2 separate regions of the Homo sapiens genome follow, and region 2 is linked to region 1. A link is an interaction called in ENCODE POLR2A ChIA-PET data of the cell type or tissue named here. Cell type or tissue: OCI-LY7. All regions are shown on one strand. Each heading gives the region's core, and the rest is flanking DNA. Links, peaks and the distances in the headings are about the cores only.

What was found. ChIA-PET counts read pairs that join two places held together with the same protein. Peaks named below come from ENCODE experiments on the same cell type or tissue, not always from the same donor. Only the 100,000 strongest peaks of a DNase experiment are listed, where the experiment ranks them.
Region 2: POLR2A ChIA-PET joins it to region 1 with 5 read pairs; 3 of 35 experiments call an interaction of 5 or more read pairs at or near these places.

What each region holds. Positions count from the first base shown.
Region 1 is chr7:102,158,966-102,168,709 of GRCh38, forward strand. The region is part of intron 9 of CUX1 (cut like homeobox 1); the gene reads left to right. Among named protein-coding and RNA genes, the nearest start is that of SH2B2, 120 kb to the right of the region's middle. RefSeq lists enhancers at 4,120-5,015, 5,016-5,909. In OCI-LY7, for the core only: no CTCF peak of the experiment used is centred there; no DNase peak of the experiment used is centred there.
Region 2 is chr7:102,235,499-102,245,242 of GRCh38, forward strand. CUX1 (cut like homeobox 1) reads left to right here. Exons shown (of 24, transcript NM_181552.4): 23 at 3,822-4,086. LOC124901711 (a long non-coding RNA gene) reads right to left here. Exons shown (of 3, transcript XR_007060458.1): 2 at 7,278-7,406; 3 at 5,054-5,140. Among named protein-coding and RNA genes, the nearest start is that of SH2B2, 46 kb to the right of the region's middle. RefSeq lists a silencer at 4,563-4,632. In OCI-LY7, for the core only: no CTCF peak of the experiment used is centred there; a DNase peak (open chromatin) is centred at 4,773; H3K27ac peaks cover 768 bases.

The sequences.
Region 1 (9,744 bases), core at 4,622-7,121:
AGTTCCTTAGTGTAGACATCTCACCACGGTGTTATCCTAGGAGAGTTCCTTAGTGTAGACATCTCACCACGGTGTTATCCTAGGAGAGTTCCTTAGTGTAGACATCTCACCACGGTGTTATCCTAGGAGAGTTCCTTAGTGTAGACATCTCACCACGGTGTTATCCTAGGAGAGTTCCTTAGTGTAGACATCTCACCACGGTGTTATCCTCGGAGAGTTCCTTAGTGTAGACATCTCACCACGGTGTTATCCTAGGAGAGTTCCTTAGTGTAGACATCTCACCACGGTGTTATCCTAGGAGAGTTCCTTACCGCCACGTTCTCATGGGTCGCAGCCACTTGCTCCAAAGAGGGCTCTCAGCTGACGGCCCCTTTTTGGCTGACACTTGGTGCTCAGAGAGGCCTTATGGCAAGTACCCAGCACAGTGTCCGGCCCAGATCAGGCACAGGACGCATCTTAACCATTAGCGTACTTTTGGGTGATTCTAAATACTCTGCTTCCTGGAAAATTCAGCCATCCCCAAAACCCCTTCCTCCCCCCAGGAGCCCACAGAACAGGAAAACATTTTGCTTTAGCTGGTGCTGCTGTTGCTCTGAAAAGAAAGTGGTCCCCCAGCCGGGCACAGTGGCTCACGCCTGTAATCCCAGCAGTCTGGGGGGCCAAGGTGGGAGGATCACTTGAGGTCAGGAGTTTGAGACCAGCCTGGCCAATATGGTGAATCCCCGTCTCTACTAAAAATACAAAATTTAGCAAGGCGTGGTGGCAGGCGCCTATAATCTCAGCTACTCAGGAGGCTGAGGCAGGAGAATCACTTGAACCCTGGAGGCAGCAGTTGCAGTGAGCCAAGATCTAAGCCTGGGCAACAGAGCAGAAACTCCATCTCAAAAAAATACAAAATAAAATTTAAAAATAAATTTTTACTACCCAGCCTTGGGCTGGGTGTAGTGGCTCACGCCTGTAATCCCAGCACCTGGGGAGGCCGAGATGGGTGGATGACTTGAGGTCAGGAGTTTGAGGCCAGCCTGGCCAACATGGTGAAGCCCCATCTCTGCTAAAAATACAAAAATTAGCCGGGTGCGGTGACATGCACCTGTCATCCCAGCTGTTCAGGAGGCTGAGGCAGGAGAATCACTTGAACCCAGAAGGCAGAGGTTGCAGTGAACCAATCATGCCACCATACTCCAGCTTGGATGACAGAGCGAGAATCTGTCTAAAAAAAAAAAAAAGCAGTTACTGGAAGGAGTTACCTTCATCATAGATCACTATTCCTATTTCTCAAGTTTCCACCGACTCCACCTCTCTCCTCAAGGCCAGTCTTGGGCATGCCTTGCCTTTAGATGGCACTTTAGGGCAATCTAATGTGCCCAACAGGAGAGCCTGGTTTGTTAAACGGGAGAGCCTTATCCTGTGAATATCAGTGCTCTATCCAGAACAGGTTCTCTGTGGTCTCAGAGGCAGTCCCCAGCTACCTAAGAAGTTTGGCAAAGCGAATGCACTTCTCAAGGTGCCAAAGCCACTCGGTGGACCCCAGTCTTAGGAGACACCAGACAAGGCTGTAGGGACAGGTGCTGGCTCCGCAATGACACGGGTTCAGTTCCTAACTCGGTATTTCCTGTGTGGCCTTGACGGGTCTCTTAATCTCTTAAATTTCTTGGTCATAAAAAAATCAAAAGAAAAGTGAACCTTGAGGCCATTATGCCAGGGGAAATACGCCAGTCACAAAAAAAGACAAATACTGAATGATTCCACCTGTATGAAGTATCTAGAGGAGCCAACTTCAGAGAGACAGAAAGTGCCACGGTGACTGCCAGGGACGAGGAGAGGAGGGAAATACGAAGTTGTTGTTAAATGGGTACAGAGTTTTGGTTTTGCAAGATGAAAACATTCTGGGGATTCATTGCACAACCACGTAAACGTCCTTGACGCTACTGAAAAGTACGCTAATGGTTAAGATGGTAAATTTTATGCTTTGCGTAGTTTGCCACGATTTAAAATATGTTAAAAAATTTTTTGAAAGAAAGGAAGGGAATTTAGCTAATGCTTCCTTTGCAAGATTGTTTCGAGGATTTGAGGTAAAATGCCAGAGTAAAAAGTAGATGGTGGCCGGGCGCAGTGGCTCACACCTATAATCCCAACACTTGGGGAGACCGAGGCAGGCGGATCACTTGAGGTCAGGAGTTTGAGACCAGCCTGGGCAATTTAACAAGTCCCCCATCTCCATAAAAAATACAAAAGTTAGCTGGGCGTGGCAGTGTGCCTGTAGTCCCAGCCACTCGGGAGGCTGAGGCAGGAGGATCGCTTGAGTCCAGGAGGTAGAGGTTGCAGTGAGCTATGATTGCACCACTGCACCCCAGCCTAGGTGACAGAGTGAGACCCTATCTCAAAAAAAATAAAAGAAGTAGATGCCTAAATAAATGTTAGTTCCGTAGCTGCTGAAGAAGCTCAGGTTTTGGGGGAATTGTAAAGTCCTGCCTTCAGGAAAGGGTGGTGAGGGGTAGAGGTGAGTTCTCACCAACAACTCAGCCAGAGTTTATAGCCTGATACGGCTACATTAATAGAAATACAGTTTCTAGAATGAAGGAGGTGGTGATTCTGCTCATTGGCAGCAAGGAGTCCGTGCCTAGGAAATTCCATTTTTTAAATTTATTTATTTTTCTTCTTTGAAATGGAATTTTACTCTTGTCATCTAGGCTGGAGTGCAATGGCACGATCTCAGCTCACTGCATCCTCCACCTCATGGGTTCAGGCAATTCTCCTGCCTCAGCCTCCCAAGTAGCTGGGATTATAGGCGCCCACCATGCCCAGCTAATTTTTATAGTTTTAGTAGAGACGGGGTTTCACCGTGTTGGCCAGGCTGGTCTCGAACTCCTGACCTCAGGTGATCTGCCCACCTTGGCCTCCCTAAGTGCTGGGGTTACAGGCAAGAGCCACCGCGCCCAGCCGGAAATTCCATTTTAGACTGGAAGCCACAGTATAAGGAAAACAGCTCCTTGGAGTGCATTCAGAGATGACTCCATGGCCAGGACAGGGAGGGGCTCTAACATAAAAAGAACTAGGGGGTTCGGAGACGTTCCTAATCTTGGGGTAGCAGGGAAAGACGGCAGCACCACTGGACAGCAGGAGCAAGAGGAATAATTTCAGGAATCTGGGACGCGAAAAGATAAGGGGGAAGGGTCATGGGGGCATTTGTGGGTTCTGTCCTTGTAGTTCTCAAGAGCCGACCAGAAAGAAAGGCCAGGGGACGGAGCCAGGCTTTTTCTGAGAGACCCCTGTAGACCCCAGCCAAGCATAGAGGCTGGCGAGAGGAAACTTTTTTGTTTTTGCTTCTGAGACAGTCTTGCTCTGTTGCCCAGGCTGGAGTGCAGTGGCACAATCTCAGCTCACTGCAACCTCCCCGTCCTGGGTTCAAGTGATTCCCCTGCCTCAGCCTCCCAAATAGCTGGGACTATGGGCATATGGCTCCCCATCCTGGGTTCAAGCGATTCTCCTGCCACAGCCTCCCGAGTAGCTGGGACTACGGGCATATGGCTCCCCATCCTGGGTTCAAGCGATTCTCCTGCCTCAGCCTCCCGAGTAGCTGGGACTACAGGCATATGGCACCACGCATGGCTAATTTTCTTATTTTTAGTAGAGATAACTCCTGGGCTCAAGCGATCTGCCCACCTCGGCCTCCCAAAGTGCTGAGATTACAGGCACATGCCACCACACCCAGCTAATTATTGTGTTTTTAGTAGAGACGGGGTTTTGCCATGTTTGCCCAGGCTGCTCTTGAACTCCTGGGCTCAAACGATCCACCCACCTCTGCCTCCCAAAGTTCTGGGGTTACAGGCATCAGCCACCATGCCCAGCCAGGAAGCTTATTCCCAGTGGTCTGGCTCTCCAGAGTTGCCACGCTGAAAGATGCTTGCTCTGGAGAGAGTGAGCTCCCTGTCACCAGAGCTATGCAAGCAGATTCAGGCCAGCCCTCCCAGAGAGCATGAGATGGGGAATCACGCACAGAGTGGACCGAAGGAGGGATTGAACAAGAAGGCTCAAAGGGTCCCTTTTGACCCTGAAGTCTAGGATTTCGTGAAGCTACAGGTGAACCCATTGGCATGAGAAGCATCCAGGGAGGAAAGATGCAAGCCCTTGGAATATCGAGAGAATATTTCCAGCAGGAAAAGAAGTGGAAGGTTAAAGGAAAGCCAGAGAAGGGGACGTTGCCCTGGGCCATCAACTAAGAGAAAAGCTGCCCAGAGCCAGGCATGGTGGCGGCGGTGCCTATAGTACCGGCAGTTGGAGAGGCCGAGGCAGGAGCATCACTTGAGCCCATGAGTTTGAGACCAGCCTGGGCAACATAGTGAGACTTTTTTCTCTACAAAAAAGTTTAAAAAAAAAAAAATAGCCAGGTGTGGTGGTGTGCACCTGTGGTCCCAGCTAACCCAGGAGGCTGAGATGGGAGGATCTCTTGGGCCCGAGAGTTCAAAACCAACACCAGAGATGCGGGTCAGAGAGTGGGCTGGTAGGACGGGACCTGGCCAGGCCTGTGGGAGGGTCTGAGTATGAAGGATTCATCCTGGGAGCAGTGAAGAATCGTAGGCGGGATTGAGACATCAGGTTTGAGTTCTAGAAGGATCTCTCTGGCTATACATTGGAGAACAGATGGGAGTGGAAAGACCAGAAGCCAGGAGAGCTGTGGGAGGCTATTGTGTAAGTATGGGGAGAGATGGCATGGGCCTGAGCTGAGGCCATCCCTGCGGAGGTGAGCTGGAGGCGGGCTGGGCAGGAAGAGGAGGGCGCAGACACAGTCCAACACTGGTGCAGGTGGCAGGCATCTGGACCAACACCTTTCCCATCAGGAAACCCCCCAGGAGGAGCAATTTACTAGCTCACTGGCATACAACATTCGTTTTCCCTGGGTGTGTAGTTAGAATGTTCTACGGAGACCTGAAGTGCTCGTTTATTGCTCAACCACTGTGCTCCTGTTATGGAGAAGTAGCAGAGGGGTCGGCACCTGTCAGTTATGTCCGAGCCTCATTCACACCTGTTTGTTGAACATCAGGGCACTGGCATAAATACTCACTGTCCCAATTGGTGACAGTAAAGGATCAGATCTCTTGAGACTTCATGGTCAATAAGAAGCCACAGCTTTACACTTTGAACTGCATGTGAAACCCCGTCCCGTCCGGGGGCTTTCAGCAATTCACAGCCTTTTTGTGGTGAAAAAAAGTGGCCCGCCCACCACCCCTCCGGGGCCTCCTTTCTGAGCAGTGGTGATCCGAGTTGCTGGTGGGTCTCAAACTCCTGGGCTCAAGCTATCCTCTCGCCTTGGCCTACCAAAGTACTGGGACTACAGGCATGAGCTACTGCGCCCGGCTTTGAAGCCAGCATTTCTTTACTACCTACGAGGCCTGCTCAGAGTCCGTGCTCAAAAAGATGTATTGAATGAATATGGGCTTTGACGCACAGGCTGGAGCGCAGTGGCATGTTCTCCTAGCCCACAGTGGGGCTGGGAGGGAGTCATTGAAGTGAGCTGCCCTCTTCCTGTTCACCTGCCTGGTGTTTATGTCACAAGACTGCCCTAGTGGAGGACTCTCCAGGTTGAGGTTAGGGGTTGGAAACCACAGCTGACCCTCACCACGGAGAGTGGGTCTCCATGGAGGCCTTGGCCACTGGTGCAGCATCAGCGTGGGACACGTGGTGGTCAGCATTTGGTCTCCAGCTGTGGTAGCTGTTCCCGACCTCCTTCCTGCAGAGTCAGTGACATGGAGTTACCTCTGGGAGTCGAGATGTTCACTGTAATTGCATGCTGCGGGTAGGGCAGCAGGGCCTTAGCCCATCATCAGCTCCTGGGTCTACTTTGTTCCTCGGGGGACTTGCTCATCTCTGGTGTCCTCAAGCCTGAGTTTTAATGGCCATGCAAGCAGAGAACAAGAGACAAAACCTGGGGCCAAGAAGGGGGTGGAAGATTGGATCAGAGAAAACCCCCCTCCCCCGCCATATAAAACCAGGGACTTCAAAGGCCACACTCTGAAAGTGTAAACTGGCAGGGTGGGGGAAGGAGTCTGCCCTTAAAGGGGAGACGGTGAGGGTTCTCTCTTGTTGGTTCCAGAGGGAGAAGAAAATGAGCCTCCCAAGAGAATTCCTAACCACAGCCACCTCTCCACAGGTCTGGGGCCATGTCGCACATGAGACCCCCCAGCCCTCTCCCCACACCTTCGCCCCACCAGGCTGCAGCTGGCCCAAGGCCCTGTCTTTATCCTCTGCAAGCCCACCCCTCTCTGTGTCCTTCCCATGATGCCTTACCACGTTTTATGAGTCAAATTGTTCAGACTTTAGAGGCCTGGAAGTAGCTGTCTACATCCTGTATTCACATCCCAATCGGGCACTGCGGTTAGGGGAAAGCTTTTTTTTTTTTTTTTTTTTGAGATGGAGTCTCACCCTGTGACCCAGGCTGGAGTTCAGTGGCGTGATCTTGACTCACTGCACCCTCCCCCTCCCAGATTCAAGCAATTCTCATGCCAATTCTCATGTCTCAGTCTCCCAAGTAGCTGGGACTACAGGTGCACACCCCCACGCCCAGCTAATTTTTGTATTTTTAGTAGAGACAGGATTTCACCATGTTGACCAGGCTGGTCTCAAACCCCTGACCTCAAGTGATCTGCCCACCTCAGCCTCCCAAAGTGCTGGGATTACAGGCGTGAGCCACAGCACCCAGCAAAAGCATTTACTTACCATCCTTCCTGGGGCCTTTCAGGGACCCTTGAGGGATGGGCAGGGGTTGGGGGGCCCGTGGAACTTCTTCTAGGATGAGGTGACCTCGTGGACCCCTGGTTCCGGCTCTCCTTCCCCAAATCACCCAGTGAGGAATATGACACCAGCCCAGGGAGCAGAAAAGCCTCCTTCACCTTCCCCAGAGAAGCGAGGCTCCCCTGGGTCTCACGGTGGAAACCATCTCTGTATTTGCTGGCTTGACTCTAACAGGAAGAATTCCTGAGACACGGTGTCGCTGGCTGCTTGCTACCTCCCAGGTGACTGCTGAGGGGAGGCAGAGTTTAACCTGATGCCAGCTAAGAGTAATTTCCCCCAAAAGGGTCTTCCATTTTGAGATGAGGAGGATGTGAGGTGTGCCTGGGGCCACACATGCCAGGGACCTTCGTGACAATGTCCTGGACACCATCGCCAGGTGATGGGCATCGGCTTGTGTGAGCCCCGTGGCCACCAGTCCCCTTGCCGGGTGGCTGTTTTCTGCCATCGTGGTCTGGGTTACCACTGATATGCAAGCAGTATCCTCCTCGCCCCTGTGTTTCTAGCATCAACTCTGATTTCTCAGCAAATGACAGAGAATAGACAAGAAAGAGCAAGAAAGATCTCCCAGGACAGTGCTCAGGCTTGGCGAGGGGCCGTTCTCATGGTGGGGCAGACACAAAAGTAGAACGAGGGCTCCCAGTGGCCCTGTCTCTGCAGGGACACAGGAGGAGACGGGAGTCCGGCGGTGACCACAGGGAAGTGATGTCTCAGGGCCGCCACCGCTAGATCTGGGGTTCCAGATCTAGAAACACAGCTACAGCTGGTTTAACAGGGGTCTTCAGGAAGACGCCAGAGCCTCAAAACCAGTGTCACCACACGCCGACCCGGGACAGGGCCCCCTTCTTCCTGCCTCAGCTGCCAATGATGGGCTACGCTTACTTCTCAGCTCCTGAAATGAATTTATCCCAGCTCCAGATCAGTGTCTGTTTCCCTGTTCCTTCCTTTCACTGCCATTAGGCCTGTTTTTAGTTTGAATTCTCCTGTTTCGTGGATCTCACCACACAAACCACCTCAACGCTTCATTTTGTGAGTTTTGTATTTTTTTTCGACGCCCTCAGGACAGAAATCCTGAATAACTATGTGATCAGAAAGTTGCGTGAAAGTAACGAAGGCAAGCCACAAGTGATAGAAGTCTGACACCGTGACCGCCAACAGATGGGCCACAGAGAGACTGTCCGTGAACTTGGAAACTGATTGCAAGTGCAAATGCTCCACAGAAATTATGCAATCAGGCCGGGCGCGGTGGCTCACACCTGTAATCCCAGCACTTTGGGAGGCCGAGGCAGGTGGATTACTTGAGGTCAGGAGTTCAAGACCAGCCTGGCCAACATGGTGAAACCCTGTCTCTACTAAAAATACAAAAATTAGCTGGGCGTGATGGCGGGCATCTGTAATCCCAGCTACTCAGGAGGCTGAGGTGGGAGAATCACTTCATCCTGGGAGGTGGAGGTTGCAGTGAGCCAAAATCATACCGCTGCACTCCAGCCTGGGCAACAGGGTGAGACTCTGTATCAAAAAAAAAAAAAGAAAAGAAAAGAAAAAGAAAGAAATTATGCAATCAGAAATTGAAATCATCAACAGCTAGATCCCTTCTTTTGTGAACCATCACCCTGTGATGAGATGGTATCCGCTCTGAACGGCTAAATGCCTGCTTGAGACCATGTAGGCTCCCGGGGACACCTTGTAACCAGATGCCCGGGACTTCCCCAGCGCTGGCCGTTCCAGAACACTTCAGAGCCAGTGTTACAAGTCAGGGTGGTGAGGCCACCTCCTTGGCTGCCACCAGAACAGCTTCTCCACTAGGCTAAGAAATAGGTTTTCTAGCCCAAGAGACCAGGAGAAATATCTCCAAATACATCTTATTCCAGGCAGAGTCTTAGATATTTTCTGCCCAAGAGTTGAACTGACCAGCAAGGGAGGCGTAAGCTCTTCAGTGATTTGACGTGATCATCAGAAACACTTGGCATGACACATCTGGAAATAAACTGGGAAAAATCTTTTTTGTTGAAGAGGACATTTTTCTGTAGTCTTAATAGTTGATTAGGTCGGATGCAGTGGCTCACACCTGTAATCCCAGCTCTTTGGGAGGCCAAGGCATGGATCACCTGAGGTCAGGAGTTCAAGACCAGCCTGGCCAGCGTGGCAAAACCCCGTCTCTACAAAAAATATAAAAATGAGTCGGTTGTGGCATTGTGTGTCTGTAATCCTAGCTACTCGGGAGGCTGAGGCAGGAGAATCGCTTGAACCCGGGAGGCGGAGGTTGCAGTTAACTGAGATTGCACCACTGCACTCCAGCCTGGGTGACAGAATGAGATTCCATCTCAGGAAATTAAAAAAAAAAAAAAAACCAGTTGATTAATTAGCATGAACCAGAAATCACCTCTACAGTCCTGGACATACAGGTCACCTTGCCACCTTCCTGATGGCTGGTTCTAGATTCAGTGTGGACGAGAGATAGTGACAGAGGTGACCTGCTTGGGCCTAGACACACCCACCCAGGCACCACATGAATTCAACTGAATGTAATTCCAAGAGCTCCTGGAGAGGCAAGGCAGGCGGCCACCAGCACCGCCCTGGGCGGACGGAACTGCCATTAGAAATATCCTAAATTGGCTGGGCGCGGTGGCTCATGCCTGTAATCCCAGCACTTTGGGAGGCCGAGGCAGGCAGATCATCTGAGGTCAGGAGTTCGATACCAGCCTGGCCAACATGTGAAACCCCATCTCTACTCAAAACACAAAAATTAGCCAGGCATGGTGGGCACCTGTAATTCCAGCTACTCAGGAGGCTGAGGCAGGAGAATCGCTTGAACCCAGGAGGTGGAGGCTGCAGTGAGCCAAGATCATGCCACTGCACTCCAGCCTAGGCGACAGAGCGAGGCTCTGTCTCAAAAAAAAAAAAAAAAAAAAAATCCTAATTTGTCTGTATGCAGGGCAAATAGATTCAATGCTGTTG
Region 2 (9,744 bases), core at 3,717-6,216, 76 kb after region 1:
AAGACCAGCCTCAGCAACATAGTGAAACCCCATCTCTACTGAAAAATACAAAAATCAGCCAGGCATGGTGGCGCACGCCCGTAATCCCAGCTACTTGGGAGGCTGAGGCAGGAGAATCGCTTGAACCTGGGAGGAGGAGGTTGCAGTGAGCAGAGATGACACCACTGCACTCCAGCCTGGGCGGCACAGCGAGACCCCATCTCAAAAAAAAAAAAAAAAAGAATGGGCATCCCAGGCCCTTGAGTGGCTCTGCCCCAGCCCACCCCACCCCCGTCCCCGCCACACACACACACACACACACGCGCACACAACATCTGAGCCAGGGGTGGGTATGGAACCCAGGCCTGTCAGTTCTTAATTCACCCAGAAATTCCAGCCAAGCATCGCCGTTCTCACCCAACCCGGGAAAGGACTGCTGAAGGAGAGAGAGTGTCTGGTGCCTCCTCCAGGAACCCTATGGGGGTTCCTTTATAATAATAGAGGCTTCTATTTTCTGAGAACTGCCCTGTTTGCCAGGCACTGCGCTAAGACTGCTGTTCATCCACACGACTCTGCTTAGATGTCCTTATCCAGGAAATACGAACCTCGGTGCTTCATGCAGCCTAGCAGATTTCAATAGCTCCTATCAGTAGGGAACGGGAATTCATACTCAGGGCTGTCAGATTTCAAAGCAGATGCTCTTAAATATACATCCGCTGCCTCTGTGCTGCGAGCTGCCCCCCTGGGATGACCCAGGGGCACTGCTGCTGCCCACTGATGACCTGCCCAGGTGGTGGCCTCTGCCCCATTCAGGGCCCCTCTAGCGAGCTCTGGCCTGCCCTTGGGCCTGTAGTCTAAGGGTCTGAGGTAGGCCATGCCTCTTGGGCAGCCCCAGGCAGCGCTGTAAGCTGCAGAGGCCTGGTGCCACATTGCCCCCCTAAAAGTTTTCAACTTATTTTTCGTTTTGTTTTTTGTTTTTTGTTTTTTAAAGTCTCGCTATATTGCCCAGGCTGATCTTGAACTCCTGGCCTCAAGCAGTCCTCCCATCTCGGCCTCCCAAAGCGCTGGGATTACAGGCATGAGCCACTGCGCCCGGCCTTTTCAATGTCTTATTATGGGAAATCTCCAACATAAACAAAAGTAGAGAAAATGCTGTCATGAACCCAATAGATCTGTGCAGAGTTTCCCGTGATCCCCTCACCCGAGCAGCGTGAAGCTTCCTGCACTAGCCAGGAGGCAGCCCTCAGCCCTTAGGAGGGAGGAGGCCCTGACAACCCAACTCCCTGCTGTGTTTCTCACCCTGGGGCCCTTAGGAAAGGACCTTAGTCCCCGCAAATACATCTCCAGGGCTTCCCAGGCCTCCCATCTTTCCCTCGGCACAGGCTCGGGGCGCCCTCTTGTGTTACAAATGAATTACTGTTTCTGCGGGGCCCAGACCTTTCCAAAGGTGCCCTAGTATCCAAAGCCGCTGTGGTCCGATGGCCTTCTCTTCACTCCTGGGGGTGCCGGCCACAAAGGCTGCTCCCTAGAGAGGCCTTCTCCAGCCCCCTGCCAGCCCCTGGTCAGTCGTCTGTCCCCTAGGAGGGAACTGGAGGGAGTCCCCACGGTTGGACAATCCAACTCCTTTCTCTGGATCCAGCAGCTTTGACTCCGCTGTTTGGGTTTTCTATGGGGAAGATTTACCTTCTCAATTGCTTCTGAGTTCTCATGACAAAATGGCAAGTTAATTAAGGAAATCCCTTGCCTAAGCTGTTTATTTTATTTTTTTAGAGACAGGGTCTCTGTTGCCCAGGCTGGAGGGCAGTGATGCAATCATAGCTCACTGCTGCAGCCTCGGTGTTCTGGGCTCAAGTGATCCTCCCGTCCCAGCTACTCGGGTGCACGCAGCCTCGGTGTTCTGGGCTCAAGTGATCCTCCCATCCCAGCTACCCGAGTAGCTGGGACTACAGGTGCACGCCACCACACTGGCTAATTTTTAAATTTTTTTTGAGACAGGGTCTCTCTATGTTCTCCAGGCTGGTCTCAAACTCCTAGGCTCGAGCAATCCTCCCATCTCAGCTTCCCAAAGTGCAGAGATTATAGGCGAGAGCCACCACGCCCGGCGATGTCCTTCAGGATTCAGTTTAAACATCATCTCTTCTAGGCAACTTCCCCTTCTGCCTCCCCAGGTGTAGGGACCAGCCCCACAGGGTCTGTGGGTCTCTCCCCGTGTGTGGAGACGAGAGAGTATAGAAATAAAGACACAAGACAAAGAGATAAAAGGCAGCTGGGCCCGGGGAACCACTACCACCAAGTTGTGGAGACTGGTAGTGGCCCCAAATGCCAGGCTGCACTGATATTTATTGGATACAAGACAAAGGGGCAGGATAAGGAGAGTGAACCATCTCCAATCATAGGTAAGGCCACGTGGGTCACATGTCCACTGGACAGGGGGCCCTTCCCTGCCTGGCAGCCGAGGCAGAGAGAGAGAGGAGACAAAGAGAGAAACAACCTACACCATTATTAGAGACTTTTAGTACTTTCACTAATTTGCTACTGCTATCTAGAAGGCAGAGCCAGGTGTACAGGATGGAACATGAAGGCAGACTAGGAGCGTGACCACTGAAGCACAGCATCACAGGGAGATGGTTAGGCCTCCAGATAACTGCGGGCAAGCCTGACAATGTCAGGCCCTCCACAAGAGGTGGAGGAGCAGAGTCTTCTCTAAACTCCCCCGGGGAAAGGGATACTCCCTTTCCCGGGATACTCCCTTTCCCGGTCTGCTAAGTAGCCTGTGTTTTTCCTTGACACTGAGGCTACCGCTAGACCACGGTCCGCCTGGCAACGGGCGTCTTCCCAGACGCTGGCGTTACCTCTAGACCAAGGAGTCCTCTGGTGGCCCTGTCTGGGCATAACAGAAGGCTCGCACTCTTGTCTTCTGGTCACTCCTCACTGTGTCCCCTCATCTCCTATCTCTGTATGGCCTGGTTTTTCCTAGGTTATGGTTATAGAGCAAGGATTATTATAATATTGGAATAAAGAGTAATTGCTACAAACTAATGATTAATGATATTCATATATAATCATATCTAAGATCTATATCTGGTGTAACTATTCTTGTTTTATATTTTATTATACTAGAACAGCTTGTGTCCTCGGTCTCTTGCCTCGGTACCTGGGTGGCTTGCCGCCCACACCCAGGCCTGGCCGAGGAACTCTTCTCAGTATCCCCATGGTCTCTTGCACTTACTTACCCCCACCCCACTTTTCACTCTGCTGGGAACATCTCTCTGGATACTTCTCTGCCTCCCCTACTAAACTGTTAAGTTGTGCAGGGACAGGTGAGGACCTGACATTCCGTCAGAGCAGGTCCTTGGTGAGCATGTGCTGGTAACAGAATGGCTCTCATCTTAGCGTTGTTTCTTTTGTTTTGTTTTGTTTTGTTTTGTTTGAGACGGAATCTTGCTCTGTTACTCAGGCTGGAGTGCAGTGGCACCATCTCATCTCACTGCAACCTCCACCTCCCAGGTTCATGCAATTCTGCCTCAGCCTCCCTAGTAGCTGGGATTACAGGTGCGTACCACCACGCCCAGCTGATTTTTGTACTTTTAGTAGAGACGGGGTTTCACCATATTGGCCAGGCTGGTCTTGAACTCCTGACATCAAGTGATCTGCCTGCCTCGGCCTCCCAAAGTGCTTGGATTACAGGCATGAGCCACCATGCCCAGCCTCATCTTAGTGTTTTGAGATGCTCTATGCAAAGTCCTGCAAGCCGGCACTGTGCCGTCCCGCTAGCGGGACTGGGGATTTGGGCTGCTGTCCCAGCTGGGCCTGACCTTAGTCTGCCATCTCTTCCTCCGCAGCCTACATGAAGCGGCGGCACAGCTCAGTCAGTGACAGCCAGCCCTGCGAACCGCCCTCTGTCGGCACCGAGTACAGCCAGGGCGCCAGCCCCCAGCCCCAGCACCAGCTGAAGAAACCCCGGGTGGTGCTGGCTCCGGAGGAGAAGGAGGCGCTGAAACGAGCGTATCAGCAAAAGCCATACCCGTCACCAAAAACCATCGAAGACCTCGCCACCCAGCTCAACCTGAAAACCAGCACCGTCATCAACTGGTTCCACAACTACAGGTACGACGGCTGGCTCACAGGGAGCGCCGGTCGGCCCAGGGGAAGGGGCTGATCTGTCCGGAGGCCGCCATGGCGCACAGGGGTGAGGCTGGGGCCGGAGGTGGGGCGCTGGGAGCTCGGTGATTGGTCCGTTCCTTGGTCCCTTAGGGTTTTTTTTTTCTTTTCTTTTCTTTTCTTTTGAGATGGAGTTTCAATCTTGTTGCCCAGGCTAGAGTGCATTGGCGCAATCTCGGCTCACTGCAACCTCCGCCTCCTGGGTTTAAGCAGTTCTCCTGCGTCAGCCTCCCAAGTAGCTGGGATTACAGGCATGCACCACCAAGCCCGGCTAATTTTTGTATTTTTAGTAGAGACGGGGTTTCACTATGTTGGTCAGGCTTGTCTCAAACATCCTGACCTCAGGTGATCTGCCCACCTCGGCCCCGCAAAGTGCTGGGATTACAGGCGTGAGCCACCACGCCTGGCAGTTCCTTAGGTGTTATTGGAGGTTTTAACTGCAGAGATGTAAGGCCACGTCCCTTCCCGTCACTGTCACATAGTTAGAAACAGGTGGTATCTGCCATGACCCAGAAAGAAAATCACCTCTCGATTACATCATTTAATAAGGGAGAGTGTAGGCATTCATGGTTCAAAAGGAGTGAAACTTTTGTGGTTTAGTTTATATATATCTATATTTATAGTTATATTCATATTTATTTATTTTTAGAGACAAGGGCTTGCTCTGTCACCCAGGCTAAAGTGCAGTGGTGCAATCATAGCTTACTGCAGGCTGGAACTCCTGGGCTCAGGCAGTCCTCCCACCTCAGCCTCCTGAGTAGCTAGGATGCCAATGCACCACCATGCCTGCTGATTTTTTATAGAGACAGGGGTCTCGCTCTGTTGCCCAAGCTGGTCTCAAACTCCTGGCCTCAAGCAGTCCTACCACCTCAACCTCCCAAAGCCTTGTGATTATAGACATGAGCCACCACACCTGGCCTGAACTTTTATTTCTTAGTGATTTTGCAGTGCTTTCTCGGGGTCTTCTGCCATGTTATCTTCCAAATTAGTTTGATTAGTTCTGTAATTAAATAAATGAAGTCATTTAAGACCTTTGCATTTGGGAAAGTTCATGAGTTAATGAAGACAGATTGAGCATCTTCTAGATCTCAGATTCTGAGCTAAGTATTTCACCGAGTTATATCACTTAATCCTCACAGCTCACAAATGTATATGAGATACCTTATTCTTGTCATTCCTTTTTTGTTGTTGTTGTTGTTTGAGACGGAGCCTTGCTCTGTCGCCCAGGTTGGAGTGCAGTGGCACGATCTCGGCTCACTGCAGCCTCCTTCTCCCAGGTTCAAGCGACTCTCCTGCCTCAGCCTCCTGAGTGGCTGAGACTACAGGTGTGCACCACCACGCCTGGCTAATTTTTGTATTTTTAGTAGAGACGGGTTTCATCATATTGGCCAGGCTGGTCTCGAACTCCTGACCTCAAGTGATCCGCCTGCCTCGGCCTCCCAAAGTGCTGGGATTACAGGCATGAGCCACCGCACCCAGCCAGTTCTCTTCATTCTACAGATGAAAAATATAGAACTCAGAGGGGCTAAGGAGGTCAGGCCCCAGTGCTGTCTTGGTAGAACAAAGTGCACTGGGATGAAGTGTTTGGAGTAGATGGAGGAAACCCACTGAAGGATCCTGAGTTGCTGATCATAGCTATAACCATACTCTCTGCTGCTAGAAACCAAGAATTCCAGGGCCCTGATGGAGATCCCTAAGCTAGTGCCTTGCCATTGACCATCTCAGGTGCTGCTTCCCATTGTCCCTAGGGCACGATAACATTGGGGTAGGTGCTCCTGGTTCAACCAAGGTCACCCTACGTAGGTCTAGCCGATGGCAGTGGGGCCCTCCCAGCTGTGCACATGACACAGTCATGGGCAGCACAAAGTCACAGTCAGGCTGGAGGGGAAGTTGTGTCTCTCACCGGGCCCTCCCTCCCCCATAAGGTCCACTGGAGTTCCTAAAGGGGCCCAGTAAACCACCCAGGCTCTGAACAAATTGGGAAACTAAAATATTAGGTCAGAGTCCAAATCACACCTTTATTGCCCATAGAGGCAAAGTCACAAGATGCTGCTCATTGTGAGAACTGAGCGCACCTGCTACGTGGACCCTAGACTCAGGCAAACTTCCCCACAATGGCAGCCCTGGCCCCGCACAGGCCTCCCCGTGTTCCAGCTACCTCCCGCAAGGACAAAATCCAGGATTAGCCAGGCGTGGTAACACGCACCTACAGCCCCAGCTACTCAGGAGGCTGAGGTGGGAGGATCACTTGAGGCCAGAAGGCGGAGGTTGCAGTGAGCCGAGATCACACCACTGCACTCCAGTCTGGGTGATAGAGCCAGACCCTGTCTCAAAAAAAGAAAGTCCAGGAGCTGCACAGCCAGTTTCTTCATTCCAAATTTAGCAATCAGATCAAAACAGAGGCAGAGGGAGGCCAGCAGTTAGAACAGTGGAGGTCCCTCTACTTGGAAGGAAACTTCAACAGTAATGAAGCAGAATGAAGGAAATGAACGGAAACGTGGACAGGGGTTTCCTGAAGCTTCTCTTTGCCAGGTGCCATGCTATCCCATTTCCACTTTCTTTCTTTCTTTTTTTTTTTTTTTTTTTTTTCTGAGACAGAGCCTTGCTCTGTCACCCAGGCTGGAGTACAGCAGCACGATCTCGGCTCACTGCAACCTCTGCCTCCTAGGTTCAAGCTTCTCCTGCCTCAGCCTCCTGAGTAGCTGAAATTATAGGCACCCACCACCATGCCCGGCTAATTTTTTGTATTTCTAGTAGAGACTGGGTTTCACCATGTTGGCCAGACTGGTCTCAAACTCTTGACCTCAAGTGATCCACCCACCTCGGCCTCCCAAAGTTCTGGGATTACAGGCGTGAGCCACCACGCCTAGATGCCATCTCTACTTTCTAGCCACAGAGATGCGTGCACTTTGAAGTCTCCTGCAATTCACATCCATTTTAGGGCATGTGTGATAACGCTTTCTATAATATAGACACATGCAAAGCCCTAGGTTACCATCTGGGCATAGATGCTACCAATTATACAAAACAGTTCCAAAAGTATGTTCCCTGGCCCTGCTGGAGCCACGTTTGTTTCCCAAGTCCCCCAACAGGCCTCAGCTGCATGGCAGTCACTGCCCCCTGGCCAGGGTACACACCCTCGGGTTTCTCAGTTTGCTGCTTGTCTTGCTGGTCTTCTGACAGTCATACCCGTCACACTGTAGTCTGCGGTCATTGTGGGGATGCCTCTTTTGTGCATTTTAGCACTAGCAAATTCAGTGGTACACCTGTGGCAAAGATAGAGAAGGGGAGAGAAGAAGAATACCAGTAGGACCTCAAAACTTAGTAAGTAAAATTTAGTAATCACAGGTCTGGGCTGGGTGTGGTAGCTTATGCCCGTAATCCTAGCACTTTGGGAGGCCAAGGCGGGTGGATCACTTGAGGCCAGGAGTTCGAGACCAGCCTGGCCAACATGATGAAACCCCGTCTCTACTAAAAATACAAAAATTAGCCAGGTGTGGTGGGGTGCGCCTGTAATCCCAGCTGCTCAGGAGGCTGAGGCAAGAGAATCGCCTGAACCTGTGAGGTGGAGGTTGCAGTGAGCCATGATCATACCACTGCACTCCAGTCTGGGTGACACAGCGAGACTCTGTCTCAAAAAAATAAATGAATCCCAGGTCTGAATCCAGAGTAGACACTCAACAAATGCTTCCTTTCAAAAATAACTCCACAACAAAGCAGGCTGGGCTGAGTCAAATATGGGATCCAAGAGATGAGTTTGAGCTGCAGAGATCTGGAAAAATATCATGGAAGAGGTATGAAATGAGCAGGCTCTTGAAAGGAGGATTGGAGTAGAGAAGAATTTTATAAGCAACGAAACAGGTGGAAGGAGAAACGAGGGGCCGAGCACAGTGGCTCATGCCTGGAACTCCACCACATTGGGAGGCTGAAGCAGGAGGATGGTTTGAGGCCAGGAGTTTGAGACCAGCCTCAGTGAGACCCTGTCTCTACAGAAAATAATAATAATAATAATAATAATAATAATAATAATAATAATAATAAAATAAATGAAGGAGAAGTGAGCATTCAAAATTAGCATGAAGTCGCTTGTCTAAGATCACCCAGCAGGGGCGGGCTTGGTGGTTCACGCCTATAATCCCAGCACTTTGGAAGGCCAAGGCGGGCAGATCATCTGAGGTCAGGAGTTCGAGACCAGCCTGGCCAACATGGTGAAACCCTGCCTCTACTAAAAATACAAAATTAGCCCGGTGTGGTGGCACATGCCTGTAATCCCAGCTACTCTAGAGGCTGAGGCAGGAGAATCTCTTGAACTCCGGAGGCGGAGGTTGCAGTGAGCCGAGATCACGCCATTGCACTCCAGCCTGGGCAACAGAGCAAAACTCCGTCTCAAAAAAATAAAAATAAAAATAAAAAAAGACCACTCACCCAGCAGGCCAAGGGCAGAGGGCAGAGCAGAGATGCAGACTGAGTTTCTTCTCCAACACTTTGGTTCTTTCACTAAATGCTTTGTACAGACCAACCTGCCGTTATACCCGACAGAGCTTCCCGACACTGGATGTGTTAAATCCCTAACCAAGAACGTAGTTTTTTACGTTCTTTTCTCAGGGGTTAAACAGGAAAAGTAGATTTTCTTTTCTCCTGTCCCACTGGAACCCTCAGGGAGTAACACTTGGTGTCAATTTTTGCCCCCTCAAAAAAAAAACCGAGCTTTATTTCCTCTTATCCTTTCACTTTAAGGGAATTAGAAATATCTCTGGCTAAAGGCAATTAAAAATATCTCAGGCTGGGCCGGGCACGGCCTGTAATCCCAGCATTTGGGGAGGCCAAGGTGGGAGGATTGCTTGAGCCCAGGAGTTTGAGACCAGACTGGGCAACATAGTGAGACCACGTCTACAAAAAATAGAAAAACAGGCGGGCGTGGTGGTGCATGCCTGTGATCCCAGCTACTCAGGAGGCTGAGGTGGGAGAATCACTTGAGGAGGTTGAGGCTGCAGTGAGCTGTGATCATGCCATTGCACTCCAGCCTGGGGAACAGAGCAAGACCCTGTCCCCCAGCAAAAAAAAACATATCTCAGGCTGACCATTTACCCAGGATTGATGACGAGATTGCCAGAACAACATGCCACAGGACACTGCTCTCCCCTGGAAAAACAGGTCCACCCAGTTAGGAACTCAGATTCTGAACCCTCGCAGCCACGGCATTCTGCGAGCCTTGTGTGACTTCCCTAAAAACCACAACTGCTCCTGGAAGCTCATCTTTCTAGGCCAGAAGACAGTATTCCTTAGAAATATGGAGACAAATCTAGGCTAAAAAGGATGATGTCTCACATCTGTGGAGCACAAAGCATGTGCCAGGCACTGAGCCAAAAAGGTTTTTGTTTGTTTGTTTGTTTTCTGATTTTGGTTTTGGTTTTGGTTTTTTGAGAAAGGGTCTCGCTCTGTCGCCGAGGCTGGAGTGCAGTGGCAAAATCTCAGCTCACCGCAGCCTTGAACTCCCAGGCTCAGCCAATCCTTCCATCTGAGCCTCAGGAGTAGCTGGGGCTTCAGGTGCATGCCACCACACCTGGCTAATTTTTTGTATTTTTCTGTAGAGATGGGGTTTTG